Regions from separate parts of the Homo sapiens genome. Here region 2 is linked to region 1. Evidence: chromatin contacts called from ENCODE POLR2A ChIA-PET data. All regions are on one chromosome and are shown on one strand. The core of a region is the stretch at or near the end of the contact, and the rest is flanking DNA. Distances in the headings are between cores, read along the strand shown.

The links. ChIA-PET counts read pairs that join two places held with the same protein, here RNA polymerase II (POLR2A).
Region 2: POLR2A ChIA-PET joins it to region 1 with 10 read pairs in BJ. The contact joins two enhancer-like sites. POLR2A ChIA-PET finds 5 or more read pairs at or near these places in 2 of 52 experiments (BJ and Panc1).

The regions. Positions count from the first base shown.
Region 1 is chr2:200,299,171-200,302,185 of GRCh38, reverse strand. No RefSeq gene overlaps it. Among named protein-coding and RNA genes, the nearest start is that of SPATS2L, 6.0 kb to the left of the region's middle. Within about 2 kb of position 1,390, at least 4 of the 41 ENCODE cell types and tissues checked have a DNase peak (open chromatin) inside an H3K27ac peak, as active enhancers do.
Region 2 is chr2:200,785,514-200,788,528 of GRCh38, reverse strand. The region is part of intron 3 of BZW1-AS1 (BZW1 antisense RNA 1); the gene reads left to right. It also overlaps the pseudogene AOX3P-AOX2P and the pseudogene AOX2P. Among named protein-coding and RNA genes, the nearest start is that of BZW1, 25 kb to the left of the region's middle. RefSeq lists an enhancer at 704-1,220. Within about 2 kb of position 1,513, at least 10 of the 41 ENCODE cell types and tissues checked have a DNase peak (open chromatin) inside an H3K27ac peak, as active enhancers do.

The sequences.
Region 1 (3,015 bases), core at 141-2,640:
CAATTGTTATCTGAGTAAAAAAAAAATCCTTCTGTTGAATGAAGCATGACTAATACACTGTCTTAGCTCATATTCCAGAAAAAATTCCAGATGGATTAATAATCTAAACATAAAAAACTATAAAAGACTAAAAGAAAATATAGGAGACTTTTACAATATTTATAATATTTATAATCGAAGGCTGCTTCTTAGTAAGTACTGTAGGTAGGAGCTATAAGGGCTCCTTATAAGAGCTTTATAATACTAATTAGAAATATCATGAAAAAATTTCACAAGCTATAACAGAAAAAAATTAAACAGAGAAGACTATAAAAATTTAACATTTCTATCAAGTGAAGGGTACCATAAACAATGTTACCTAAGGGGAGAAAATACATGCAACATGTATACACAACAGGAAAGGGTTAATATGGGTAATATAGACAACTTCTTGAAATCAGTATGAAACGAGAAGCAGCAAAAGGGTAAGAAAATGGACAAAGAAAATAGACAATTCTCAAAAGAAGGACTATGTGCTAATAAGCATATGAAAACATACCCAACTTCATCAATGATCATAGCATAAATAAAAACAAGATAGCATCTGTTATTTGTCAGATTGGCAAAAATATGTTTTACTATCAGGTGTTTGCATCTATAAGAAATAGGAACTTTCATACTTAGCTGACTGGAGTGTGAATTAATAAACATTTTTGGAAAGTAATTTGCAGAACCTATAGATATTAAAAATGCATGTATCCTTTAATCACACTTTTCCACTACAAGTGATCTCATCTACAGAAATATTAAGTGTGCCAAAATATATTTACAGATATGCCGATTGTAATATTATTTGTAAGGGCCAAAAAAATTTGGACCACATTCCACGTTTATAAATAGAGGAATGGTTCATCTACTTCTCTATTTGGGCACATCTACACTGTAGAAAAATAAATAGCTGTTTAAAAATGAGGGAGCTATGTATGTGTTGACATGGAAGAGTGTCCATGATATATTTTTGAGTGATAAGAGCAAGTCAGAACACTGTGTACAGTATGAGCTCTAAACAGCAAGGGGGCAGGGCGGGGAGGATGGAAATTCCTGTCTCTCGAAGGATACTCACACTGTTGACCCTGGTAACCCTTTGACCCTTAGGGTGATGGTGAAAGGGGTGAAACCTGCCCTTTTAACTTTGTGCGCTTCTTTATCATTATAATTTTTTAAAAAGTAAAAAGATGGAAGGCAACAGAAACTAGAAGAAAAACCCATCATGGACACTGGCCAATGTCAAGCAGTTGAGGGATGGATAGGCAGAGAAACAAAGACTTGTTGAAGACCTGCCGAGGCAAATCCAAAGGGATGACTCACTCCCTTGGTGTTCTGGTGCAGCAGATCAAGTTGTTATGACCTGAGACCAGGGCTCAGCTTGGAAATTTTCCAGAAAAGATGAAGACTTGGGGTGAGAAGAGAAAGTATAACCTTGCTGGCCTGAGGGTAAAACATGTTGGAAAGAAGAAACCCAAACAATGCACTTTGGCTGAACTTTTTCAGTCTATACAGGAGCTAAATATTAGGTTATCTTTTCATTGTTTCAGGCATTTTTTATGTTCAAACCTTCTGTCCTCAGAAGAGTTGCCTGAAATGAACATGTACCTAATAGAGGGGTTTTTTCTTTGTTTGTTTGTTTTACAGGTTTCATGTCACTGTGTATTCTAGGAAGATAATTTTAGGTTCAGATTGTGCCAACAGAAAGACAAATGGAACCAGTTGTGTATTCTAAGTGAACAGGCTATCACTCATTCAGGATGCATGCATTTGTTCTCTGATGTGTACAGATGATCCTTGAGCAACATGGATTTGAACTGTGCGGGTCCACTTACATGTGGATTTTTTTCAATAACATTTACATCTAATGTGCCTGCCTCTTCTGCCTCTTCTTTCACTTCCTCCACCTATTCTGCCTCTGTCACCCCTGACAGCAAGACCAGCCCTCCTCTTCCTCCTCCTCCTCAATCAACTCAATATGAAGACAGTAAGGATGAAGACCTTTATGGTGATCCACTTCCACTTAGTGAATAAAAAATATTTTTTCTCTTATAATAATTTTTAATAACATTTTTTCTCTGCCTTTATTGTAAAAATACAGTATATAATACATATAACCAACTAATCTACTGTTTACGTTATTAGTAAGCCCTACAGTTAATAGTAGGCTATTAATAGTTAAGTTTTTCGGAGTCAAAAGTTATACTCAGATTTTTGACTGCATGGGGGTCAACACTTCTAACCCTCACAGTGTTCAATGGTGAACTGTATTAGCATCTTCCGTTTGCCAAGAGCAGTTTTTTTCTCAAATCTGATTACCAGTGAGATAGAAAATCTTGCATGTTTATTAACCATTTGTTTTAAGTAATGTCATGTTGATCTGTTATTTAACACAAAGTTTATTTTTATTGAATTTAGCTTGTACTCTAAAATTATCTACAATAGTATATATTATTTACCTTATAAGCAAAGGACTACTGGTGTTGTTTCTGGATGTCACACTGGGGAGGTTTAATGGGTCTTGTCATAGACTCAAATTCAGTATTTAAAGAGAAACCTTTGAATTCATCTGGGTCACAGCATAAGAACAAGCTGCAGGCAGATGCAGGCATGTTTCTGGTTAGTCGTGCTCTGAGTGCTTTTGCCCAAATTTTCCCAAATGTGGGACTGGCCTTGCCTAGTGTGGTATCTGAAGCTTGGGATATGCTTGTGACACTGAGATGGCATATTAGTTTGCTAGGGATGTTGTAATAAAAACCCACAAACTGAGTGGCTTAAACAATAGGAATATATTGTCTTACAGTTCTGGAGGCTGAAAGTTGTCTCACAGTTCTGGAGGCTGAAAATACGGGCAGGGTTGGTTTGTTCTGAGAACTGTGAAGGAAAGGTCTCTCATAGCTTACAGATGCCCATGTTCTCCCTGTGTCTGTTCACATCATCTTCCCTCTACATATGTCTGTCTCTATGTCCAAATTTCCCCCTTTTCATAGG
Region 2 (3,015 bases), core at 264-2,763, 490 kb before region 1:
TCACAGCCAATAAAACCTCTTCCAAGACAGCATGAGAGGCTAGAAGAATGTGGTTAAGAATGAGTACATGCCTGTCTGAGTGTGCGTGTGCATGTGTGTCTGTGTGCGTACATGCGTGTCTGTGTGAGTACATGCATGCATGTATGTGTATGTGTCTCATGGGAACAGGTCAATAGGTTGAGCATTCTGAGGAAGACACCATGGGAGACTCTACTCTCAGTCTGTCCTGAGCCGTGCAGTCTGCTCTGTGTTCCATCTCAAGGAATCCAGGTGACCGAAGCATGTCCGTGCTGGTCTAAGGCCCTACCAATTATCTGTAGCTGAGATTATAGCTGAACAGGCTGGAGATTTCATGTTTTCACATGTTGTGGTAAATGAGCCCCAAGAAATAGAATACAGTCTTGTAGGGCTGGTAGATGTCTCCCCCAGCTCAGAGAAATCCAGGGCTGTGTATAGAGTATGGGGTTGAGCAGGCTTCATCTTGAACGGCTAGTGTTTGGGAGTGAACTGCCCGAGAGGAGTGGGTAAACCAGGCGTCTGGCAGCATGCAAAATGTTCACGTGCCTCTCCTCCTTCAGCAGGGAGGAAGGGCTCCAGATACTGAACTAAACAGGTGGCGCTTTTAATGCTGCCAGTTCTCACTGAGTCTGGGCATCTAGAAATGCAAAAGAAGCAGGGAGGGAAAATGAGACGTGGGGATGTGAGAGACGCAGTGCTGTAAAGGAGGGGAGTCCGTGGATGGAGACTGTATTAGGGTTTGCGGCGTAGGAAGAAGGTGAAGGCCGTTAGAAACTAGCCATTGGTCAGTCTCATAGAATAGCAGATTCTATGAAGGACAGGCATGGCCATTTGGAACTGAGGACTGATCTAAGAATGAAGGACTTTTCCCACTAGGGTACGATAAGATCATGCGTCAGCCTAACGCAGGACATGAGCCATTTGTTATGATTGCAAAGATTTCTTATGAGTCAGCGTGTTCCAGGCTGCCCCTTCAGAAGTGGGGTAAGCTGAAACCTGCTTATAAACCTGTTTCCAAGCTGAGGTGTCTGATTTTAACTTCCAGGAGATGGAAACTGAAGCTGTTAATTGGCTCTACATGGCCTCCCACTATGGCAGCCCACATAGACCACATTTGGTGATTACTCAATAAATAACGTTTTGCTGTTGGTGATATTAAGATAACATGTAAAAAATGTCTGCCTATTCCACATTCTCCAAGGCAGTATTTTTCTAATTTTTGAGGGTATGGAACCCTTCATGTCTCTGAATCCTAAATATATATTTTTTTTAAATGAAATCACTGTTTCTAAGGAGAAGTCCTCATATGAAAGTGTTAAATATGTATATCTTTAAAGGAAGTTTACTTTTTTCCCCTTGTGGAATTTAAGATGACTGTACAAAACACATTTTCCAGGAAATACATATTTTTCTTTCTCCCATCACCGAAAAGGAAATTACATAGAGATGATGTTTCTGGCCACGCCTAGTTGAGCCGGACTGACCTGCTGGGCTCAGAGTAGAAACCAGCAACACTGTCCTCACCAGAAATTAACCACCTGAGAAACAGCCATGCAAAAATGGCAGCCAGCATTAGGCTGTGATTAAGGTTAAACAAACCCAAACATGTTAAAAAAAAAAAAAAAACCTTTTGACATAGTAAATGCTCATTCATACAGTATGATTTTTTTGGTAACAAACATGCCTTAGGCTTCTTACCAATGCCTGCCTTTTTTGAAGCTAATTTACCCATGAAAATGAAGCTGCTAGTTAGAAGAGTTGTTGTTTATTCTGGCCTCAGCAGGTCAACTTGATTTAATGTGGAAACACTTTTCAAGCCTTTTGGGAGAGGCATATTTTGAAGAAGGTCATTAACAGTTTATGGGTTTTTGGTGATGACCTTAACACTAATATTTACAGAGTGACTCATATTTACACAGTATTTTTACATGCATTATTTTATTTAATTCCGAGGGAAAAGTACTGAGTGTTTTACCATCATTTCTATTTAAGAAATAGATCTAGTCGGGCTGTTATTTACCTTATGGCTATAAGGAGGTTATTAAAAGAGGAGGTCTTGAACTTTTCAATACTCATGCTCTAGTATACAGACACTCTGACTCCCTGACCTTCTTATTCATTAGAACAAATTGTGTTTTGACAAGGGCATTCAAAGGCCCAATGCAAAGACTGTTAATATATATGTTTCTTATTCTTTCTCTCTTTCTATATACACATTTGCATAGTACAGCATTGTGTACCAGTGTGAATCATTATATATTTCAATTAAAAACCATGTTGTAATTTGATCAAATGTATTAAAAATGTAAATTCTGGCTGGCACGGTGGTTCATGCCTGTAATCTCAGCACTTTGGGAAGCTGAGGCAGGTGGATCACGAAGTCAAGAGTTTGAGACATAACCAACATGGTGAAACCCTGTCTCTACTGAAAATACAAAGATTAGCCGGGCGTGGTGGCGTGCACCTGTAATCCCAGCTACTCAGGAGGCTGACGCAGGAGAATCGCTTGAATCCTGGAGGCGGAGGCTGCAGTGAGCCAAAACTGCACCACTGCACTCCAGCCTGGGAAACAGAGACTCTGTCTCAAAAAAAAAAAGAGTAAATTCTGATATGGGGTCAGATTTGTTCTAAGATGCTTTAGAAATTGGTCTGTGTGAGCAGCCAGGCTATAAGAACTTCAGGAGGCCTGCTGTGGCTTCTAAGGGGATGAATTAATTATAGTCACTAAAGATCTAAAGAAGTAGACCTGAAGTGTGATAAAGCATATGATAAAGACTAGGAAAGTTGCTGATTGGAAGAAGGACTATCCAGGTTTCACTCGCTGATGTGAAAATAAATGGTGTGGCCACAAATTCTATTTTATCTCTCAGCCATGGAGAACAACAATTGTAAGATTTTTCTACCAGAGAGGCAAATCAGACACTTTTCTACCAGAGGGGCAAATCAGACACAAAAGGGCCACTTTTGAGGGCTGCTTAGTCCCAAGTGGCTTTGATT